Regions from separate parts of the Mus musculus genome. Here all the other regions are linked to region 1. A link is a loop called in an ENCODE intact Hi-C map of the cell type or tissue named here. Cell type or tissue: heart. All regions are shown on one strand.

Region 1 (8,000 bases):
ACTCTGAAGGGGACACATGGTGCTTATTGGGTTGGTTGGGGACAGCCAGGAAACCTGTTCTTAGAGTAAATATCCAATGCAGGGGTTGAGAGAGGAATGGGGTCAAAATAGACCCATGTGAAGTTCTCAAAGTTTCTGCTCCCTGTTTTACTCTCAGATTCCTGCAGAGGCTAACAGGACGTGCTGGGTGGGAGGAAAAAGAAAACTGTACCGAAAGGAACAGACAGCAACCAAAGGGCAAAGAGAAATCACCCCCGCTTGTGCAGGCATAGCAGGCCAGTAAGAGCAATATTCCCCAGGATGTAGGTCCTTCCAGTGTCTGAGCAAAGAGTGAGGGAAGCAAAAGGGATGCAGGCGCTTGCACTGAAAACACCCGAGTCTAACGGAGCAGCCAACAGGCGGCTCGCTGATCAAAACTCAGCTCTAAGTGATCCTGAGAAGAACCTGTCCTCTTGGCACCTCTCAGTGGTCCATCTCCAGGACGGCATCTGCTTTATATAGTTGGATGGGACACATCCTTAAGATTGTCAGATTACAGGAGATGGCAGATTTAGGCAATGGAGCTAACATCATAGCAAGCACACACTATAAGCTTAACATACACAAACTGAATGTTGGAATTAGCCAGGCTCCCTTCAGCCACAGCCCATATCCTCCAGGCTACTGCAAACTGAACTACATACTTCTTTCCGGAGTGAAGCTGTGCTAGTCGTTTCAGATGAAATTCACTGTGTTCTCTAATACAGTACCTTTCTTCAATAAATAATAAAATTTTTCTTCCTCTCCAGTTAGATTCCAGATATCATGCTGAAAGGATGCATTATTCTTGTCTATGTATAAAAGATGTTCTTTAAAAACTAATACCACACAGCCAGCAAGGGGCAGAGTGGGGCTGGAACTAGTGTGTGTGACAGTCACTGTGATTTTTTTTTTCCCAATCAAGAATTCAAATAGGTGATCTTGCCATGGAATAAAACACTTGAGCTCCGAGTGCTTGCTTCAGCAATCACTGCAGAGGCTGCCTGCGTTACGTGAAGACTCTCAGCTCGAAACAGAAGCAAAAACCCTGAAACAAGTGCTTTCTCAAAACAAAGCTCTCTCTTGCCCGAATCCCGTGCTTTTTACGATGAATGCACTCAAGTAGGAGAGGAGCGTGTCTGAGTCACTATGATTTATTACCCACTCGTTTTGGTCTCTTTATCCCACTACCTCTCAGCATCTTCGCCTATGGGGTGGGAATGAAGCCCCTGCTCAGAAAGACCCCATGGAGCTCCTGCCCTGAGAAAGTGGTCAGCAACTGACAGCTGCTCTCGTGACCAGGCCACGGCACCAAACCCTGGTCTGTTGGTGACTACACATCTCTTCCTGCCTTTTTCACCTCCTGCACACTCTCTCTTCCACGTGTGCTCCACAGAAAGACCACGGACTCTTCCATCCGACTTCACTAGGGAAGGAAGGTAACAAAAGATCCAGCAGAGAGAGTATGCAAATATCAAATATTATTAAAACATGAATGAACTCTGATGATTTCTATGAATTTTGATAAACGGCGTTCATTATGGACTTCCAGCCTCTCGACACACTCCGAGGTCTCTCAGATATTAACTAGATAATAACAGCCATCGTTCTCCTGAAAGAACAAGGTGTAGAGAAACTGAAGTGATGCTTGGCCTCCAAAGGCACTGGAATCACAGCACAAACAGAACCCAGAGTCTTCCATGACCCTCAATGGGCTCAGCCTTAGCCTGTGCAGGTCCTGCTTACACAGGTTAGTGGGTATCCTACTGCTGGGGGGGGGGGGGCTACTGAGTGCACTGGCTGCTTCCTTCACTCATTGCAGAGCCTCCCCCCCCCAAAAAAGAAGACTAGATAAAATGAAAAGATGGGAAGCTACAAGGGCCTCGTTCCAAGCTAACAACCTTGTAGCACAGATAGGGTCCTCTGACCATCAACCCTGGCCCCCAACTGCCTGTGCCTGGAAGAAGCATTATGCACATTTCCATTAAAGAGGATTGGACAAACGCCTTTGCCATCTCATCCTGACTGAGAGGATAACGGTTTTTTTTTTTTTTGTTTGTTTTTTTTAACTGCTTAAAATCCTCAGGTGCAGTTCAGACAAGAGACAGAACAAAGCCAAGAGGACTACCCCCAACAGCTCCCTAAACCGAGGGCCTGATGCCACCCAAGTGACACCACCTTAACAAGCTTGGGGGTGGGGTCATCAAGACACCCTATCTGCATATTCATGAAAGACTCCAGACCACAGCAAGTGAAAGTGTACAAAAAAAAAAAAAAAAAGAGATTTTGTTTCTCAAGCCAAGCGAGAATCTGCTTTAGAGAGAAGTAAATCCACATGGAGACCCTGGCTGTCGCTAAACCTTCGCTGGCCTAGAAAAGCCAGCACCTCATTAAAGGAAACCAAGGGATTCGAAAATGAATGCAGTACCACACACAGGCAAGCTCATTTCGCCATCTGCCCGGTAGTACCCAGAGGGGCAAAGGGCTTAGATGCTACTCTTGAAGTCTCTCTCCGGCAGGTGGAAATGCCAAAGTCCCAGGGGAGGGAAAGCAACCCTTCCAAGGTCAAAGGACTGAGAAGGGAGGGAAGCAAATCTTGTTTACCTGTCGGCAGTGCCACTGGTGACACTAAACACACGCATAAATTAAGTGCCCTGGAATAATTTACCTTTTGTATGTGACTTAAGACCTGACTAATTCACTGTATCGGATGAAGGGACCGTGCACAAGTCCCCATTGAGCCAGGCATTTAAACTTACTCTCCCCATCACCTCCCATGACTCTCCTCACCACTATCTCTACACACAGACAAGGGGGTGGGGGTGGGGGGCTAATATACCATAATGGCAGGCAGTGGTTAGCTATGCCAAAGAGAAAGACCATGGTTAAGCAACTTAAATAACTGCCTTGAGCTTTCTGTGTGCGCGCCTAACCCCACCCCCAACACCCGTCTTTCTGACAATCACTGGTTTGGTTCTAAGATATGGAGGGCTTTGTAAGGGCTTTTACACTCCTTTCTGAAAGCTGACTCCCACCACATCGTGAATTAAAATAATAATTCAATTAAACAGTCAAACATCCAAATATGGATCTTTCAACCACATTCCCCACCTAGAATACCTAGAATATACGTGTGGAGTGAGCAGGAGAAAGAAAACATACTCCCGCGTTTAACACGGCCCATCCAACTTGCTTAATTCTTCAGAGGACCAGTGGACCACATTCAATCGGTATCACTTCGACTTGAGCTAAGAGAGGCAAGAAAAGGTATCTGGAGGGAATAAGGTAGGAAGAAACAACAGTGCAATCTCGTTAGATCCCAAGAGAATGCAAAGACTCTGTCCTGTAGTTAAAAGGCCTTTGTCAATCACAATTACCACTATCTGAAAAATTGACTGTGGAAACCTTTGGAGAGCAAGGCTCCTCCAGTCCAGCCCTGCTGAATGTAAACCACGGGGCCACCACTGCTGCATGACAGCGCTACACACTCGAGGCTCCCAGCAGCGGATGCTCATTCTACAACTCAGAAGCAATAATCCCACCGCAGGACGCCAGGGATAGGGTTGGATCCCCGGAACCCATTATTTTTCTTCATCTTTCCAGACCCGTCGGTGAAGAGCTGGGGGATACGGTGGGAGAAATTTTTCTAACCCAGGGCTGCCCAGAGTGGGAAACTTGAGCACCTCTTAGCCATCAGTAGGACAATACACAAAGACGAGGGGGACAGCGCTCCTCCGCGGCCAGAGCTCTGAGCTTGGTCGTGTTCAAGCAAGGAATTAGGAATTCCAGCTCAGCAACAACCCGGAGAAGCACCGGAAATGCTTCCGACCCCTTCAAAGGGAAGTCGATTTGCAAATCAAAGTTGGAGGCAACTCCGGGCGCCCGGACTACTTCCGCGGGTTACTCTGGAACACCCAACAAGTTTGGCCACCCGGGGCTCGGCGTGACAGCGCCGCGCCGCAACCACGACAGAAGCAACTTGTCGCTCCAGCACGGGTCGGCCTCCACCACGGCCGCCCGGGGTTGCAGGAGAGCCGGTGTCAGCCGGCCGGAGCCGCTTGGGGACTCCCCAAGCCGGGAGGCGTCTCCCGCCGCCGCCTCACCTGCCCGCCAGCCCCGCGGCCGAGGAACCAACAAAAGAGCGGGCGATCGGGAAGGAGAGGGGCACCCCGCGCCGAGCGCAGCAGGCAGGAGCGGAGGGGGCAGCTGAGCTGGCGGTGGAGAGGAAAGGGGACCTCACGGAACCAGGGGTGACACCCCGGGCAAACGCCAGAGCGGGGACCATAGCTTCCACCCGCTCCATCACACCCGCGCACACACGCATACTCACACATCCTCCCCGTTCTCCTTACCCAGCATGGAAAAGATGAAATCCTTGGCAGTGTGGATCTCCAGCGCTCTCTGGTCGTCGTATTCCCGCTGGTCGTGCCTGGTGAATTCCTGGATGAGTTTGTTCAGTTCCTCCACCCGAGCTCCAGACCTGAAATCCAGCTCCGGGAAGGCAGGCTTGTTGTTGCAGCCCAGGGAGGCTGCCTTGCTGGCGGTGGGAGCCGCCATCTTCATGCAAAACGCGCCGAGCGGCGGCTCCGCGGCGGCCGCGGCACCCACCCCCGCCCCCCACCCCGCCCCGGCCTCCCGGCGCGGCTGGGCAGCCCGGCCCGTGGGCGGGCTGGCTTCTGGACGGGCCCCGCGCCGCGCTGCGCTCGGGGCGGCCGCGCTCCTTCGCGGGAGGAGCCCGACTGCGGCGAGGTGCGCGTGTGGCCCCGGCCCCCGGTCCTCCCGCCCCCGCCCGCTGCGCCGCTGCGGGCCCCTGCCCTCCTCGAGTCCTGCCGGGATCGGTGGCGGCGTCCGGGAGTGGACTCGAGCCTCCCCGGGGGCAAGGAAAGTGAAGTGGAAACAATGTGAAATTCACCAGCGCTGAAATCAACAAGCTGCCGGCTCCGGTGTTACGGAGCCAGCAGCAGCAGCATTCCCATTTAAAGGGACAGCGCACCCGGTGGGAAGAAAATAAATAAATAAATGGCAGAGGTTCGCGCGCCCGGATCACTTGCCAGTCCGTACTCGGGCTGACGCGCGTGGTGTGGACGCTTTCTTTCTCCACCTCCACCCCCGCCCCTCTTTAGGGGCAGGGCTTGCCAAGCGCATCCAAGGAGAAAGGAGTCTTCCTACTCTGATCTTAGGGCGGTGTCCCGGGCGAAAACGTGTCTGTGGGCGCCTTTCCAATGTCCATCCCGAGAACTTTAGTACCTTTGCTTGGTGGAAAAATATAAAATGTACCTTCTGTCCTTTGTCGCCTAGAATGATAAAATCAGCGAATCAAGAAGGGGTGCCAGTCATGCCGCGTATAGATACTTCCAATTAACCACTCAAGTATCCTCCTTACCTTTGCCCTTGGTAATTAGTTTGCCTGGGTAACAGCTCATTCAACTTAACATATAGTGCCTTAATGAGAGCCAACCTGCTCTCAGACAGATAGGAATCCAAATGCGGAATGTGGGGGAAGGAAAACAATGAATTGCCCCAGGGTACAAGGAAGATGGGAGTGGGAGAGGGAGTCTCCCTTTTGGCAAATAGAATTTGAGCACTCGCTATTAGCCAGACCGGAATGACTGGGATGAGTCCTGGGACTTAGCCCTCACCCTCACCCATGTCCCCACTGGAACTAGGGTTTTCAAGACAAGACTGCTGTAGTCCAAGTCTAGTTTATCAAGACCAAATGGCAGATGTGGTTTTAATGTTCATGTGATTCACACACTTAAGGAGGCCTATGGACCCCTAGGAACAATGGTGAACTGTCCTCTATCCCAGCCTGTGGTCCTATCGGCCCCTTTAATTTTCTTACCTGAGTTCTCATCACTGAAAACTCACATTACCTTGTAAGACCTGGACATCCAGGCCCTGCCATACTTACCCATGTGAATAGGATAACCATTACATCTTCATAGGCTGCTTTAAGAATTAGGTGAGATAAGACTGGACGGACACCATTTATTATAAAGAATGACACGTTAAGTAGCATGTTAAGTAGCCATTAGCTGTATCAGCTTCCACTGTTGATACAAACTTTAGGGTCCTGGGGTGAGTGTGTGTGTGTGTGTGTGTGTGTGTGTCCCTGCATTTACATACACTGCATTGTTGCCTGGTGCCTGCAGAGGTCACAACAGGGCATCAGTTCTCCTGAAACTAACGTTCCAGACAAATGTGAGCTGCCCTATGGATGCTGCGAGCTGAACACAGGGCCTCTACTACAAGAACAGGTGCTCTTAATTGCTAAGCCATCTCTCCAGCCCCTCCCACAGGATCTTTACAAAACACAGATTTGTAAAGATCCTCCCCTGGAATTTCCCTGCCTCTTCTTTCTGTTCTGTAAGCCCAACCAAGGCCAACCTCATCCTTTCTTGCTCTGATAGCTACTCCAGGCCAGGCACAACCTTTGCCCCCACAGCTGAGTAGCAACCCTGTTGCACTCTTAACAGAAGCTTGCATGTGACACCTATGACTCCAGCTTGCCTTCTCATTGTTATTGCAAGTCCCACATTGTGAGTTAACTGGCATGCATCATATTCTGTGCCTGATCCCCAGCCCTACATACATGCAAACTCGGGACACAGACAGAGTCTATATAAAATAGTCAAAACACTTTCCTCTCTTAATTTCCAAAACCGGCAGTAAGACGTTGCTCCTTCCTTTTTGCTGCCTTTTCTTAAGATAGTTGCATCATAGAAAGTCATCGGGTTTCTAGCAGAAATCACTCTCAAATGTGAACTAGGTCTGAACTTGGTGGTTTAGAATGAATGAGATCATCATTGTGGACACTTCTTGCTGGTCAGTCAGATTAGAATTCCAGGAATAATAGACCTCCACTGAACCTATTTATATTGAGAATGTTACTGAATGGGAAATACTTTATAGATCTGAGACAAGATGGCATAACCATCTCTGAATTGCAAAAAGTTAGAGGAAAATAGATAAGGAATGCATTTCCTCAACAGACTCTTGGATCATGCTTTGTCCTCTATGTCCTTGGAAACTCTATGTCTCCATCACATATGCAGGCAACTGGATTTAGCAGTTCCTTTTCCACTTTATGTCATATTTTTTATTGTTTTTGTTTTTTAAAGGAATGGTCTCACTATGCTGCTCTGGCTAACCTTGAACTCACTATGTAGTGAGGTTGCCATAGAACTCTGTGTAGGAAAGGCTGGCCTGGAACTTAGAACCCTCTTACCTCTGCCTCCTGAGTGCAGAAATTACAGGTATGTACCTCTATGCTAAGCCATGTTGGGGTCTAAATTAGTGTATGGCAATGGACAGACATCATCCCTTAAAGTCTCAGAGGTCATTGTTTAGGTGACAGCAACCACTCCGGGCAATGTCAGCCCCCAGTATTTCACCACCGTTTAAGAGTTGTTATAAGTAGACTGTTCTTTGAGTGAAATTAATTCCTTGCATCCCTTTTCATCTCCTATGCATGGTATAGGAGGTCAGAGAAGAAACAGTTGGAAAAGGTGAAGAGAAAGAACAGTTTCTATCAGAGCCATTAATATTTGAGCCTTGTAATAAGTATGCACGGAGGGCGGGAGGACCGCCATCTAAGTAAATACTCAAGTAGGGCTTTCTTCACATCCCCCTCCAGCTTCAAAGCAATCAGAAGAACTCCATGTCTCCCACTGCGGAGAGGAGCTTGTCCATTTTCCTGTTGTCACAAGCACCTTGAGGAAGAGACTTCCACGTTGCCTCTCTGGGGCTGTTTGTTTTGAAATACAACTCTGCGGATTCATGGCAAACCCTCAGCTGAGTGTGTATTAAAAATAGCAAGCTCCACATTCACATGACGAAGTAACAGAATATAATTTTAACCAAAGTTTGTCTGGCCTAACAGGGATTTAAATAGCAGTCCAGACCACAAAGATGTGCCCCCATTGGCCAGGCCGTTCATGGTTCTAGCAATGGAAATGACCCAGGTTTCTTATGATTTGCCA
Region 2 (8,000 bases), 100 kb after region 1:
CTATCATGACTACCCTCTGAAAGACCAAACAAGCAGCTGAAAGAGTCAGGTGCAGATATTTGCACCCAACCAATGGAGGAGAAGCTGCTGACACCTGTGTTTGAGTTAGGGAAAAGTGGGAAGAAGCGGAGGAGGAGGGCAACCCTGAAGGAGGACTGCAGTCTCAATTAATCTGGACCCCTGGGCCACCAACCAGGCAGCATACACCAGTTGATATGAGGCCCTTAACAGAGTGAACTGGACTGCCACTGCTGATTCGTGTTGGTGTTTTGCTAGAGGGCTGGACGCTGACAGTGACTGCTGGATCTGGGTTCAGTCAGAGAAGATGTACCTAACCCTCACGAAACTGGAGGCCCCAGGGAGTGGAGAGGCCTAGTGAGGTGGGGTATGTGTGTGTGTGTGTTGGGGAGGGGGGGGAGTAGGGACATCCTCATGGAGATGAGGGGCGGAGGAGGTATGGGATGTGGAACAATTAGAGGGTGGACTGGGAGGGGGATAAAATCTGGAGTGCAAAAAACCGAAAAGATTAAATATAATTAAAAATGCATATATGTTGCAGGAAATATTTAAAAATGAACCCGCCAACTCTCTGTGCTCCTGCTTCTCTCAACCTGCCAACTCTCTGGCCCCTCTGGGCCACATTCCTGCTCTAGTACTGGCGGGCCACAACACTATGTCCCAGTGGGGTCCTGCCGGCTCTGCCCCACATTCCAATAACCAAATAGATCTGCCATCCTTGTGGTTTGATAACACAATACCAGTAACCTGGTAAAAACAAGACTCTATGCTTATAGTTATCCAATCAGATTCATGTATCAATAAAATCACAATTTACAAGATGCCAATACAATAATCTCAGAGCTAATGGTAACGATAAAAGCTTTATCCCGATTATTCTAACCTCATGAAATAATTACGTCGGCCTACATTCTCCTCCCTCCCTCTCTCCCAAGATGCCTCTATTTCTGCAACTCTTAGTTCTGCCTCCCTTTTCCCTGTCCAATCACAGGCCTCCTTCTGTCCAAATGTGATTGCACAAGGAAAATCCTGCAAAACACACACACACACACACACACACACACACACACACACACACACACAGGTAGAGAGAGGGCGTTAGAGATCAGAAAGGTATTTGTGATACAAATAAGTAAATGATGATTTGGCGGTATGGTGTGGTGGTTTGAACAGGAATAGGGCTGATAGATTCATGTGTTTGAATGTTTGGCCATAGGGAGTGGCACTATTAGGAGGCATGGCCTTGTTGGAGGAGGTGTGTCACTCTGTAGGTGGGCTCTGAGGTCTCCTATGTCCAGGCTCTGTCCAGTGCAGAAGAGAGTCTCCTCTTGGCTACCTTTGGATCAATGTGTAGAACTCTTTGCTCCTCCAGCACCATGCTTCCTGCCATGATGATGATGGTCTGAACCTCTGAAACTGTAAGGCAGCCCCAATGAAATGCTGTCCTGTATAAGAGTTGCCATGGTCATGGTGTCTCTTCACAGCAATAAATTCCTAAGACAGGGAGAAAGCTTGTCATGAACTTGCATTGATATTCCACATCACATTTTTTACTCTTATTGACATTGCGAAGATAAAGCATACTCCACTGAGCATTAAAGTGGACATGAATATTACAGTGATGAGTGCATGAGATAATAATTTAGTCAAGGCTTCCTTATGTTCAGGAGTATAGGGAGAACTGGGGAGAGCTGGAATTATAGTAAGAGTTTGAGAGAACATATGCAAGTGTAAAAATATTTTGTAGTTCAATGATGCAAAAATTATGGCCATACTAGTGTGTGTGCATGGTGTGTGTGTGTGTGTGTGTGTGTGTGTGTGTGTGTGTGTTGGTCTGTCTGCCATGTATGGGTGGGATGGAGGTGAGAGGTAGGGCATGGTGATTCTTGGTCTATGTTGTCAAAATATCTCATTCACACAATATTCTCCAATTTTATCACACTCAGCATGATATGAAAGGTTGATTTTTAGGTGAATTCTATTTTATCTATATGATCAAGTTATACTTAAGTAGGACACAATAGGTTTTACTTGCAAGACGCGTTGCACCTGCTTTCCACATCACTCTGCTGCTGGAGGAGAAGAAGGGGATTTGTGGAATGTGGTCAGAGATGCTTCTCTTCAGCTCAGCAGGCATCCATTTGCTTAGCATCTCACATGGACCCAGGATCCCACGTGGTAAGAGTTGATTGTCCCTGTTGCTAAGGATGGAGCTTTGGTAATAGACACCGATATCCATTTAGTAGTCAGGATCTTTTGCCATGCAAAGCAAACTCCACCCAGATTGGTGCAGAACCTATTTTCTTTGAGGAGTGACAGGCAACTGCCACAGAGGTGCACCAAACATATCTCCAGGCTGCCAGAAAGTTTTATTTCTTGATGCCGATTGTCTTGAGATAAGAAGCTGGGCATTCCCTCTCAAGGAGGCTCCTGAGTAGCTGTCAGGGCTAATCTGGGTGAGAGATGAAAGACTGACCTAGGGTTAAAGGCCCCACATCCACTGCACATCTCCTGAGTTATCTAATCTGTCTGGAGAACAAGCTATCTGCAGAGGAAGCGTTATTTTATAGCTGACCCTTTAACAAAGGGGAAACAGTGACTATTAGGAAAGGCAGTCTGTTGCTGTCCTGAGATAAAGCTGCCTGGGTAAATCCTATCTTTTTAAACTCAGAAAAAAGAAAGACAAATATCTGGAAAGCCTATATAAATCATGTGCAAAAGGTGTTGTTTTGCTCGAGTTCTTGAACACACACGCACACACACAGAGACACACTCAGAGAAGGGGGAAGGAAAAGGGTAGGAGTGGAGAGGGGGAAAGGAAGAGGAATGGGAGAAAATATATCTCAAACCCTACACTTTGGCTAGCTTCTTTCTACTGAAAATCTGCCTGGAAGAAGCACTGTCCCTGTCATATTTGTGTAAATCTGGGTAAGGCTGTCCCTAGACTTCTATATTCTCATCTGTAAAGCAATATATGTAGCCAAAAAAGAGAAAAGGTCCTCTAGAACAAAGGGTAAATCCCTGACATACTATCATTCTTCACTCTTGTACCTATAGCAAATATAATTAATTGCTTATAGCGTTTCCTCCCAACCCTCATGCAGCCTTAGAATTCTACGCAGTAATTGACCAGAATTAGCAGTGTGAGACCTATTTGCTCTGCCTGCAGTTTAGTGATGCCTGTGGACCTTTGTGTCGGGTCTCAGTAGTTAGTGGCTTGGCTCATGTAGTGCCTCTGGCACAGCGTGGCATAATCAGCATCAGCAGGACAGTGCAGCCGCAGTGACACCAAGATATTTGAGGGGAGGAAATCACAGGTTTCAGAGACAACACATGTGGATTCATCAAAACTAAAGGCCACATGCTACCCAGGAGGAAACCTGCAGATAAATGCATTAGATGAGTGGGTTTTACCTTTTAGTTTTCTATAAATGCATTATTGAGCACTTCTGTTGTCAAATAGTGAAGAACTGAGGTTAGACCTCCTTAAACCAGAGTTTAATTTTCTGGTTACATTATAAAAAGGAAGGTAGGACAAGGGTGGGTGGCCATGGCAACGATCGATGACTCCAGAGAAGGACTCCTCTTTAATACAGCTGTTTGCCCCTGTGCTGTGTCAGCTCTTTCATCCATTAATTAATGTGTCAGCTCCTTAACGTGGCTGTGTCCCTGTTGCACATTCCATAGGATCGTCTACAGGCTTTTGCCATACAGGCCTTCCAGTGGTACTGTTCCCATCATGTTACTCTGCTGTCAAACCTTCAGTGTCTCCGTGGTGGGCAAAGATCCATCAGATTGTGATGTTTAGAATGCAATTCCTCAGTAGCTCCAAGCTCTTATAGAGTCCGAGTAAGAAACTAGTGGCTTTCATTCTTGCTTAGAACGTTTTCCAGGACCGAGTGGTGGTGGCACATGCCTTTAAAATCAGAAACGACGTTAGAAGTTGAAATGCATGTGTGCTGGAGAGTGAAGCAGAGGCGGAGGCAGAGGCGGAGGCGAGTGGATCTCTGAGTTCAAGGCCAGCCTGGGCTACAGAGCTAGTTCCAGGGCATCTAGGGCTGTACAGAGAATGGGTTTCTCCCCCCCCCCCTTTTTTAAACCAAACTTTCTTCCCTTTCCTTCTTCCATGTCCTATATTCATTCATCTGCTTCATATTCTTCTTTTGACTCTAATTGCACCTCCAGCTTGCTAGGGACCATCTTGCTCACTCCTAGGCTGTGATCATGTGCACTTTACAGAGGTTCACTGGCAGAGACTGCTGCCTCTGCCTCTGTCATTCTGTGTGACGTTGTCCCAGGGAAGGTTTCCTAGAATTAGAAGCTGAGACCAGCATGTGTGTGAGTTATTCAAGTGCTCCCAGAAGAACACTGGATGGAGTGGAGAGAAACAGGACGAGGGCAAGGAAGAAGGAAGCCAAGGCGTTCTGGGGAGATATCAACTTCAGCCTGATTCCACAGGATATTTGGAAGTATAAAATAACTATTAAATTGCTCCCCCTTGAGGCGGAGTCACCAGGACTTCATAAGGCTTAATCAGTCTGTCACTGGACAAAGACTATCCCCAGAAGGACGTAAACTCTGCATCTGCAGCCATCTCCACAGGGAAACAAAGTTAGTCTGAAAAGAGTTACAGATACACAAACATTTAAAGCAGCGGGGAATGGTTCTCAACCTTCCTAATGTTTAATCCTTTAACACAGTTCTTCATGTTGTCGTGACCTCCCAACCCCAACCATAAAACCATTTGGTTGCAACTTACCACAGTAATTTTGGTACTGTTATGAATTGTAAAGGGGTCACCACCTACAGTGTGAGAGCCACAGATTGAAAGTCAAAAGTCCTGCTAGAGTCAAGGAAGAAATATGATGGAATTGTGAAAGAAATGGGAGAGGATCTTGCCAGATCACATCAGCATCTACTGAAGAAGTTCAGGCTCTATAACCTAAGGGGCTTTGCTTAGTTTTCCATTATCACACCGCATCACAAGTGTCATGCACACAGGAGCCTCACCATGGCATACCTACAGCGAACAGTGTACACAGGCTTCCAAACCTAGGGGCCTATGCCAGCAAGTATTTCTGTAGAGCATTTGTCAGATGCTGTGACTCAAGGTTGGCATCCTCCATCTATCCCTCAGGCTCTGATCTCTAAGAGAGCATCACCTGTTGCCCCACTCCCATCTCACGGTACTTCATTAATAGAGCAGTTGGAGAGCAGAGCAAGCTGGCTTTTCCCCTCCTTCCCAGCCCGCCTAGCTCTAATGGATCAGCACTGCCTGCCATGTGACCACAGGAAAACCACAGTCCTGTTGGCTAGAACGACACAAAGATAATGAGACAATAACCTCCTCTCTCTGAGATGCTTCCCTCGGGAGGGAAGGCACACGGGCAGGGAGACCTGGTGAGGCGGGATTGCAGTGGGCCCGGGAAAGCAGAGCATCGGAGGCAAGTCTGTGGGGGCTGCTGTGGCTCTGGCGGTTTATGCGCGCCACCTTTGTGCGCCTCACTTATGGACTCGGTGGGTGCCACATCTGATTAATTTAAAAAGCGGCACCTTCCCTCCTCTCTCATTATAGAGAACTCCACTGGGCCTTGTCTTGACAGGTTAGGCGCAAAATGACAGATGGGGCTGAAGGAATGGTCCCCTCCCCCCAACCTAGTCAGAGTTCCCTCACTGACCTCTCTCCCAAGCTTGGAGGACAAGTCCTTGTGGCTAGGCTGCTGCACAGGGCACCACCTGCTTGGAACCTTGATAGCAATTAAGAAAATTCTCTGTTGCATCTGCATTTCGACTTTAACATTGACTCTGAATTTGTTATTCCCTGTTTGAAGGTTTTGTAAGAATATGCTGTTTATTCCACTGTAACAAGCTAGTCACATTAAAAACAAAACTATGATTATAGAACTGGATAAAGAACATGGCTCCACTTATGGAGAAAAATGTTTAACTACCCACCAACAGTATATGCATTAAAAATCTGAACGTATTCTAACAATCTGCATGAACTGGTTGCCCCCATCCCCCGCAGGGGGGAGATGAGATCACATGGGAGGAATCTTTATTCTCTGCTCGGTTTGGATGCTTACTCTAAATGAGATGGAAATACAATGGCATTTCCATTAGAAAAAGAATTTATTGTTAAATTGACTTCACAAGAAATTATACCTTTAACCATTGTGCTTAAAACAGCTATTTGTTTCATTTGAGTCTTTCTCCATCTAACCACGATGAGAATTACAGTGTGTATGTAATAATTCTTAGCTTAGAGTTTCACTTAATGCTACTTCATTTGTACTTGCCCGAGAATATAATTGGCATAGTTTTATTAGCGGATGCTTAATTGTACATGGATTCAATGTCTATTTATATAGAACAGCGTTCTTTGGAAATCACATGCTAACTCTTTGCCTGTAGAGTTTACCAGAGCTGAAGACAAGGGGGTGACCAATGGCTGACAAGTTCACCGGCAAGCCTTACACATACTCCACTCCCTTTACTTTATAGGAGACAAGGTCAGAGAAATAATACAGCCTGTTAAAGACACATGGTTCCTACCCGTCCTTGAATGGTGGTGGTTTGAGAACTCTCCTAGAGTGTGTGGCTGCATGTGGGTGTCCGTGCTTGCTTGCTGGCATTGAGCTTCATTTTCACATTTCTATATCAGGTAGAATGAGGCCTGTGCTCGGAGCTATTCTCTGTTCTTCCCAGCTGGAAGTCAGCTCCTTACCACAGAAAACCCATCTGTACTTCCTTTGTAATGTGACTTCTTTTCATTTATATAATCTTCAGCCCTAGATCCTAAGTTCCTTGGGGAAAAGGATCTATGTCTTACTTCATATTCCCTTCCTTCGTCCTTCCCTCCTTCCCTCCTTCCTTCCCTTCCTCCCTTGCTTCTGTTTCTTCCCTTTGGAGACAAGATCTCACTCTGTAGCCTGGGCTTTAAACTCACAGAGCCTCTGCCTCATGAGTGCTAGGGTTAAGCGTGTGCACAACCACACCCAGGTAACACAGCACTTTCTAAAACAGTGGTTCTTCACCTTCATGATGTTGCAACCCTTTGTGGTGACCTACAACCATAAAATTGTTTTTGTTGTTACTTCATAACTGTAATTTTGCTACTGTTATGAATTGTAATGTAAATATGTGTATTTTCTGATGGTTTTAGGTAACTCTTGTGAAAGGATCATTTAACCCCCCCAAAAAAGGACTAAAGACCCACAAGTTGAGAACAGCTGTTCTAAACAGCTTAATAATATTAATAGGTGTTAGGGATAGAGAGATGGCTCAGTGATTAAGAGCACTGACTACTCTTCCAGAGAACCTGGGTTCAATTCCCAGTACCTACATGCATTTCACAGGTATCTGACTCCAAGTCCAGATCTGTTATCTAATTCTGGCTTTTGTAAGCACCACTTACGCACGTGGTTCATGGAAATACACAAGTCAAAACCCTCATAGACATAAAATGAATAAACTTAAAAAATTAAAAGTAAAGTAGTTGTAGAAAAATATATAGCTTTCTCTACTCAAGGGACTCATAAAGTTTTTCATTTTAATTTGTATTAGTATTTTATGTTGTATCTTCATTAAGATATTTCATTAACATAATAATTTTGCATACTTAAGAGGTAGAGTATGATAATTCTCTCTCTCTCTCTCTCTCTCTCTCTATATATATATATATATATATATATATATATAATGTGTAATGATTGAATCAGGCAGTTAGCATTTTTTCTCCTTTATCATTTATTTGTTAGAGACTTTGAGTTCCTCTCTTGTAGCTCTTTTTAAAAGAAGTCCTAAATTGCTGTGAACTGTGCTCACCCTATCCATCCTATCTAGTGCTGTAGAATATGAGCACCTGTACTCTTATGTAATTATATTCTGATACATGTTATACAACCAGTTTGCGTTGGCTTATTCGTCTCCTTCCTATATTAAAGATGGCCACTATCCTATCCTTTACTTCATACATATGG
Region 3 (8,000 bases), 66 kb before region 1:
CGGTGAGCCAGGGCTAGTGTGTATGCCAAATGTGTGTACAGAAGAGCTAACAGAGACTTCTGAAGCGACGGCATTAACAGCACTGTGACTTCCTTCCTTGCCTTGGTCCCTGGAATCTTTGGAGAAAGCCAGCCGCTACGCTGTGAAGATGTTTATGTTGGCACTATGGGTCCTTCAGCACCAGTCAAGTAGGTGGGTGACAGCAACGCCAGCTAAGCATGCCTTCCAGGCATTGCCAAATCAGAACCGCGCAGCTAAGCCTCGTCCTGACACTTGGTCCCAAGACTATGGAAGATACTACCACTCACTTATAAACCCACAGTGCTTGGGGCCACGTGTTTACTTAGCTATCAATAACTAGCATAAAGAAAGGCAGGGAGCTCATCTGAAACCGGTTCCCTGGTGCATAGAGATGTCCCCTGGTTGTGACAGCTTCTTAGCATTTGCATTTCAGACTATAAATGAAGCTAACCTCAGCTAACCAAGCCTTTGTCTCTTACTGAATACAAGATTCAGAATTTCTCAAAAGTTGTAAAAAAATAAAAATTTAAAAATACATCATAAATTCTATGATTGCACTAATGTGAGAGATATAAATAAAACTGAGGGGAGACACACACTGAAAGCAACAGATTATGGTTATTAGACGTTTCCCCACTACACTCGGGATGCTGTAAAGAGAAAGACAATCACAGGCGAGAAGACACCCAGAAGGACAGACAGACAGCATCCTGAGGCGGCATTGCGTGAGAAAGGGAAATGCTGCCCTGGCTATCCAGGACAACTAATTAAACTAGCTCTGTTGGGCTCCAGCTCCACTTGGAATGCTACTGCCTCGGGCTCCTATCACCACCATTTATACTTGAAAAGGCTGCTACAAAGCCCAGCTGAGAGGGAAAAGCAGGCAAGGAAAAAAGCATCGACAGTCTTTGTGTTCCTTCTACTTGTTTTGGCACAAGAAACCACTTGGTGCAATTGTTAAGTACCCTCCGGGACCGAGGAGATTTTGACGTATTAATTCTGGGGAAGGCGTGGAGATCTGTATTAACCAGAGCCCCACAGATGTCTGCTAAACATATACACTTTGGAACACTGATCTGAGCTTAGTGACATTTGTTCTTTTCGTCAGATTGTCATGGAAACCCACATCCTGAACTCCTTAGTCAAGGTTCCCCTCTCCAAGTACCTTCAACTAAGTGAATGGTTTTGTTGTCCTTAACACAAGAAAATGTATCTCTCCAAGGACAGTTTGCCATCAAGTGAAAGTCTCAGTAGCCTGATGGCAGGTTATATCCATTCCACACTGACCATAAATACCAAGAGGGGGTGGTGGTAAAGACCACACCACCCACCAGGTTGAATTGCGTCTTTTCCATTAGACACAGTCTCAGGGGTAAGCAGACATCTCCCCCAGGAAAAGACACACAAGGATACACAGAAAATATCTTTAAGCCAGGTGTGGTGAGACACACCCGTAATTGCAGCACTCTGAAGTCTAAGGCAGAGGGATGACTTCAAGTCCAAGACCAGCTTGGTTGGCCTAGAGTCAGGCTCTGCACAAAATTAATAAATACCTGAAAAAAAAAGAAAGCAAACAAACTAACAATGAATGACATCAGCACAGCTCTTCAAAGGCTCCTTTCCGTCAAAAGGGCTCCGAGGTATCTTTCTCAAATAAACAACACTAAAATCGCCCTCGGTTTTTAAACATCTCACTCAGGAGCCTTCTGGCTTCCTTCAGCTTTCCAACTGAAATTCATCCTTGACCTGAACTTCTAAATCTCTCATAAACACCAGTTGTGGCATACAGGCAGGGCCCCTGCTGCAGAAAGAGCATGTACTGACAGGCCGTAAACCAAACAAGAACCAAGAGGACCCTTTAGACACTCCCATTACAGGTGGTTGTGAGCCACCATGTGGTTGCTGGGACTTGAACTCAGGACCTCTGGAAGAGCAGTCAGTGCTCTTAACCACTGAGCCATCTCTCCAGCCCCAGAACATGGCTCTTTAAGAGCTGTGTTTCTCAACCCTCCTAATGCTGTGGCCTTTAATACAGCTACAGTCCCTCGTGTTGAGATGACCCCCAACCATAAAACTGTTTTTGCAGCTACTTCGTTACTGTAATTTTGCTACTTATGAATCGTAATGTAAATATGTGTTTTCCTGTGGAGTCTCTACAAGTTGGGGACTGCTTCTTTAGAGTGTTGCCCAATGCTATTGACGTTTCGGTGAATAGTTTTAGATACTACATAGCTTTTTCATAGGACGCTTAGGCTAAACTGTACTTCACCTTCTGGTAGAAAGCTTGCTTGGATAAAGACCCCGGTCTTCTCTGCTCCTGGGAAGGTGTCTTAATTCCAACATCCTCTGCATTCCCAGGACATAAAGCCATGCTTTTGTTGTTGTTGTTGTTGTTTTTTTTTTTTCCTTTTCTCTATAGCTGGACCTGACAGCTGGAGGTCAATGGAAGTTCACCTCAGGTTGTAGTATTGTCCCACCCACGGTAAGCATGCCGCCAATTTATACAAAGGAGGGACCCGAGACACTCAGATTCGGACTCAAATTCAGTCTTAACATAAAGAAGAGTCCCAAGCCCAAGAGAGTGATTTGCCCCAGTTACACACACACACACACACACACACACACACACACACACACACACACAAAGAAAAAAAGGAAAAAGAAAAAAAAATAAAACCCAGTCTCTCGTCTACTATGTAGTTCTCTGCACAGGACACTCAGTCCGTTAAAGTCCTTGTCTTCCGGGGCATTCTCTCCAGCCCTCCCCAGGGCACTTCACTAATTCCTCATCCTTCATTCTTGCCAGCAGATCCTTCATGCCTGAAGCAGGCTTTCTTTTCCCCCTGCTCCCATTATCTCCGAGAATCATACTTTGTTCCTTTGGAGAACTTATTCAAAGCAGTGTGCATTCAAAACTGAAATTATTATATTAAAGAGGACTTTTTTTTTTTCCTTACCAGGATACAAACTCCCTGAGAATAGAAACCATTGCAGTCGTGACTGTTCGTTCCTTCTGGCAGGAAGTCTATCTCAAATTTCATTGAATAAATCATCTGTTGAAATCCAGTGGATCTACAGTACAAATATTCCATCTCACGATGAACACAGATAAAATATGCCCAGCAAAGTACTCGTGTGTGTTAAAAGACATCCAGACATCCCCACCCCCCCACCCCCTTCGGCATTAGGATGACTTAGTTACTTTATAAACAACCTGTAGCGAGTGCAGAGTCTAACGTCTCTGTTTATGTGTTCAGATAAGTTACTTTATAAACAACCTGTAGCCAGTGAGGAGAGTCCAACCCAGGCTTCTACCTAGGAAACGTCTGGAATTCCATTCTCTCTTAATGACTTCCTGAGAGGTGTCCAGCCTGCTTCAGGAGAGTGAGTCTAACTGGAAAGCTATTGCGACGTCACAGGATCTCTTCCCAAGGCTGGATAGAAATCCTCACTGGCTGTGGGCACAGCTGCTTCCTAGCACGGGTATGGGTTTTTAAGACCAAAACTTGTATCTGATTGTGTGGTCTTCAAAAGGTTTCTTTAAAACACACATCTGCAAATCTGACCTCCACTTTAGAGAGAAGCCACTCACACCTCAGCTTTCCATGTCACTGCACAGATTCCAAAATTAAATGGGGACAATCTGACGTGATGCTGCAAAACATGGCAGCTGTCTGTTAGACACACGGAACCATTTCCCACCTCAATTCCAAATTAAACCCCTGAGTGGATCACTTTAACTACCGCCTGTTGTGGAACCCCGTTCTGTTACAGACTCACCAGCCTTGATCCTCAGCTCATGCTGAGAAACCCATCCTCCTTTAGGAGATCCGAAAGAAAAAATAATTTTTTCTTTTTTTTAAAGTCTGCCTTTGGAGAGAAAGCTTTGATTCCACACTGTCTTCAGCACACTCCCTGTGAGGTGTCCATCGTAGGATCCCTCCCCCAAGCTTGACAAGAAAGTCACATCACCCTTGTATGGGAGCACCTCTGGAATGTGGCTGAAGGCAACTGTGAGGTTAGAGTGTCTGCTTACTGTTCTCATTTGTCTTAAGAGTGGGTAGAACTGGGTTGTAACCCAAAAGACCTAATTATAAACCTGCTTAAGTCACTCCCTGGCTCTCGGCTTCCTTAACAGTAAATCAGGGTGTCATTCAAAGGGGCCTTTATCACTGTTGGCATTTCTAACTTTAACACCATGTATCCACAGAGAGCATCTCAGAACTTATTTCCAGAATGTCAGAAAGCGGATCCAGTCTCTTTAGAGGTCTCTCTGTTTTAACACCACTGTAGAGACTTAAACCTTGCTACACAACAACCTCTAACACCCGAGGGGATGCTTAAGGTGGGGTAGTCTGTGTCACCCAAAAACTCGTTCTAAAATCCCTTAGGATGTGGCTGTACTTGAAGATAAAGACTTGAGAAGACACGACTGAAGGAAATGTGAACCGAATTGGGTGGATCCCAGTCCATACTTACCAGTGTCCCTATACCAGAAAAATCAAGACACAATGAAACACGGGGTAGGCACAAAAGGAATGCAGATGAAGACATGGTGTAAAAGAGGCTGTCCGTACACCCGGGCTGGGCATCAAGAGAAGTGAGCATCACCAAGGCCTTGATCTAATACTTCTAGCCTCTAGAAATACGAGGAAATCAATTTGTGTCACTTACTCCACCGTGCCCATGTTTTATTATGACAGCTAAGCAAGTAAATACAATACTGAAGAAGAATTGCCTACTTAGATGAGAATGTGACACACTCCCCCTGCTCAGGTCTCTCTTCCCCTAGTGGCCCTCTCCAAAGCTGCCACGTGAGGTTTCCAAGATGTAATAGGTTTATTACTGCTGCGATGAAACACCACGACCTAAGCAGCTTGGGGAGCAAAGGGTTTGTTTGACTTGTGCTTCCAGATCACAGTCCATCACTGAAGGAAGTCAGGAAAGGAACTCAAGTGGGGCAGACGCTGATGCTGAGGATATGGAGGAGAATAGCTTACTGCCTTGCAAACCATGGCTTTCTTGGCCTGCTTTCGTTTTGTTTTGTTTTGTTTTGTTTTTTGTATGTGATTAAATTTTTTTTATTTATTTCATTTACATTTCCAATGCTATCCCAAAAGTCCCCTACATGCTTCCCCACCCACTCCCACTTCTTGGCCTTGGCGTTCCCCTTTACTGAGGCATATAAAGTTTGCACGACCAATGAGCCTCTCTTTCCACTGATGGCCGACTAGGCCATCTTCTGATACATATGCAGCTAGAGACACGAGCTCCGGGGATACTGGTTAGTTCATATTGTTGTTCCACCTATAAGGTTGCAGATCCCCCCCAGCTCCTTGGGTACTTTCTCTAGCTCCTCCATTGGGGGTCCTGTGATCCATCCAATAGCTGACTGTGAGCATCCACTTCTGTGTTTGCTAGGCCCTGGCATAGCCTCACAAGAGACATCTATATCTGGGTCCTTTCAGCAAAATCTTGCTAGTGTATGCAATGGTGTCAGCGTTTGGAGGCTGATTATGGGATGGATCCCTGGATATGGCCGTGTCTAGATGGTCCATCCTTTCGTCTCTGTAACTCCTTCCATGGGTGTTTTGTTCCCAATTCTAAGAAGGTCAGCCTGCTTTCTTATGGAACCCAGCACCACCAGCCCAGCGATGGCACCACCCACAAAGAGCTGGACCTTCCCATATCAATCACTAATTAGGAAAATGCTCTATCAGCCTGCCTATAGCCCCATCATCTTACGGAGATATTCTCTTAATTGAAGCTCCTGCCTGTTCGATGATCTAGCTCACGTCAAGTTGACACAAACTAACCAGCACACCAGGTGACTTAGCACCCCAAAAATGGTGACACGGCGATATGACATATCACCATAGGGAATATAAAAGCCCTTAGTCACCTATACCATTTTCCCTTTAAGCAAATGCAGATCCTACAACACAACACATTGATATACTTGGTTGAGACAGACATCTTATTATGACACATCAAAGACCACACTGAGTACAGTTATGATGCTTGCAGAACCTTTTTGAAATTAGGATGATGGTACTTTATTGGTGAATTTAAAGCACATTTAAAATATGCTTTGTTAATACCCAAAACTCTGCCTGTATCTGTTAAGCAAAGAAGCCACAAGGCTCTCTGCTCCTTCACTCTAGTCAACACGTTTCCTCCTGATAGCACTCTCCATAGCTACTTACTCCCTCCTGGGTCCTTCTCTTTCCCCAAGGAGCCTCTGAAATCTGTAAACACCGGGAGACTCTCATACATAAACATGTCTGTTCTTTTAGAAGACTAGCAGGCAACAGGTCAAATGTTGGCACTGCACTGTGTCTCTAGTCTTGACCCCTGGTATATTCAATGCTGAGCCCTTGGATGAGGTCTTGGAAGCTGGGCTCAAAGGCAAGAACAAAACAGCTCATTACCGTGTAGCACCCCAAAGGCAAAAGACATTAGGCAAGCTCCCAAAGGGAATGAAAAGTTGACACCCCAGAAGCAAACAGGATTATCAGACCTGAACAGTGGAAAAGAGAATCTTACGTTCCTGGGTCAGGTGACTTGGTTCTCTGTGTTCCCAATGATCCCAGGTTACTATCTAGTTTGGGAAGCCCACTGCACATTTTCCAGACTTGAGAGAAAGCACCTGGGTGGTAGCAGGTATCCATAAATTCCAGAAGCTTCACACCCTTGGACCACCTGAGCAAACAGAAAACTGAGGCAATCTGTGGTACTATTCAGCCATTCTTATGTCGGCCACCTACCATGGCATAGTAAAGTCCCCTTGGAGACCTATGAGCTATAAATATCTCTTATCCTTCAATTTTTCTAAGCTGTCATTTTAGGCGATCAGCCTGGGAGTGGGAGGAATAGGGAGGGAGGGAGAAATAATGCTGTTTTATTTTGTTTTGTTTTGTTTGCTTTCCTGAGACAGGGATTCTCTCTGTAGACCAGGCTGGCCTCAACCTAAGAGATCCTCTGCCTCCTGAGTGCTGGGATTAAAGGTGTGCGCCACCACCACTGCCAGCTTGAAGCATTTCTTATTTATACTTTCTCATGAGACTGCAGTTGCGTCTTGGTCTGAGACTTCTGTTATGTGAAGACCTTGTTGGAAGAAACATCCATTTATGAATCTTTGAGCAAAGAGCTTAAGTCCCTGCTGCTGTCTGATGTCTTAGTTCTTCACTACACTGCTTCCATGAGGGAAGGGCACACTGTCCTCAGGATGGCAGCTGTCTTCCCACAGGGTAAGCCATCCAAGAGCAACAAGGGAAAAGCCGGGGTCTATTGAGATTGACTTTCTCAGGTTGCACACTGTCACCTTCAAGCCTCTGTCCATTAAGAACAAGCCATTAAGTCCATCTGAATTAATTGAATAATACTATAATGTTCAGCATTTCTGTTACATACAAAGGGAAAAGTAAAATAACAATACACACACAGCATTCACATACCCCACAAAGACCATACACACAGAGAGGCACAACACACACACACACCTCTTCCCAGATGAACACACATATATACCACACACAGAGATGCTCACATAACACAGAGAGACACCACAAACACAGAGAGTCAGCACACATACACCACACACACACACACACACACATTCCACACAGACACATGGATACTCACCCCACCCAGATGAACACACACATACATACACCACATATACACAGATGTTCACATACCACACGGAAAGAGACACCATCCATCCATCCATACACACACACACACAGATATCCCCCCATCACACACACACACACACACACACACACACACACACACACACTCACACCTTCCCACAAACAGTCTTGTGGGATCTAAGCAGCAGTGAGAGCGGAACAGAACCAGAAAATCTGATTATCATGCTCTTTTCATGAAGTCAAGCTGAGATACCCAGTCTGTCTGAAGCAGAAGTATATCCATGTGCTGAGAGCAAACAGAAGGCTGAATCCCCGATTTCTTTT

The links. Hi-C counts contacts between places; a loop is a spot of excess contacts. Peaks named below come from ENCODE experiments on the same cell type or tissue, not always from the same donor. Only the 100,000 strongest peaks of a DNase experiment are listed, where the experiment ranks them.
Region 2: it touches region 1 in a loop (2.1-fold over the local background); 3 of 42 quality-filtered maps call a loop at or near these places.
Region 3: a loop joins it to region 1, with 2.2 times the contacts of the local background. A loop is called at or near these places in 6 of 42 quality-filtered maps.

Annotation. Positions count from the first base shown.
Region 1 is chr16:28,925,083-28,933,082 of GRCm38, forward strand. It overlaps Mb21d2 (Mab-21 domain containing 2), which reads right to left and starts at 4,616. Exons shown (of 2, transcript NM_177718.3): 1 at 4,371-4,616. The coding sequence starts at 4,581. In heart, a CTCF peak has its summit at 3,521; DNase peaks (open chromatin) are centred at 3,669, 3,919, 4,119 and 4,909; H3K4me3 peaks cover 3,210 bases; H3K27ac peaks cover 2,010 bases; H3K27me3 peaks cover 687 bases.
Region 2 is chr16:29,029,051-29,037,050 of GRCm38, forward strand. No RefSeq gene overlaps it. Among named protein-coding and RNA genes, the nearest start is that of Mb21d2, 100 kb to the left of the region's middle. In heart, a CTCF peak has its summit at 4,520 (motif pointing left); no DNase peak of the experiment used is centred here.
Region 3 is chr16:28,858,932-28,866,931 of GRCm38, forward strand. The region is part of intron 1 of Mb21d2 (Mab-21 domain containing 2); the gene reads right to left. Among named protein-coding and RNA genes, the nearest start is that of Mb21d2, 67 kb to the right of the region's middle. In heart, no CTCF peak of the experiment used is centred here; no DNase peak of the experiment used is centred here.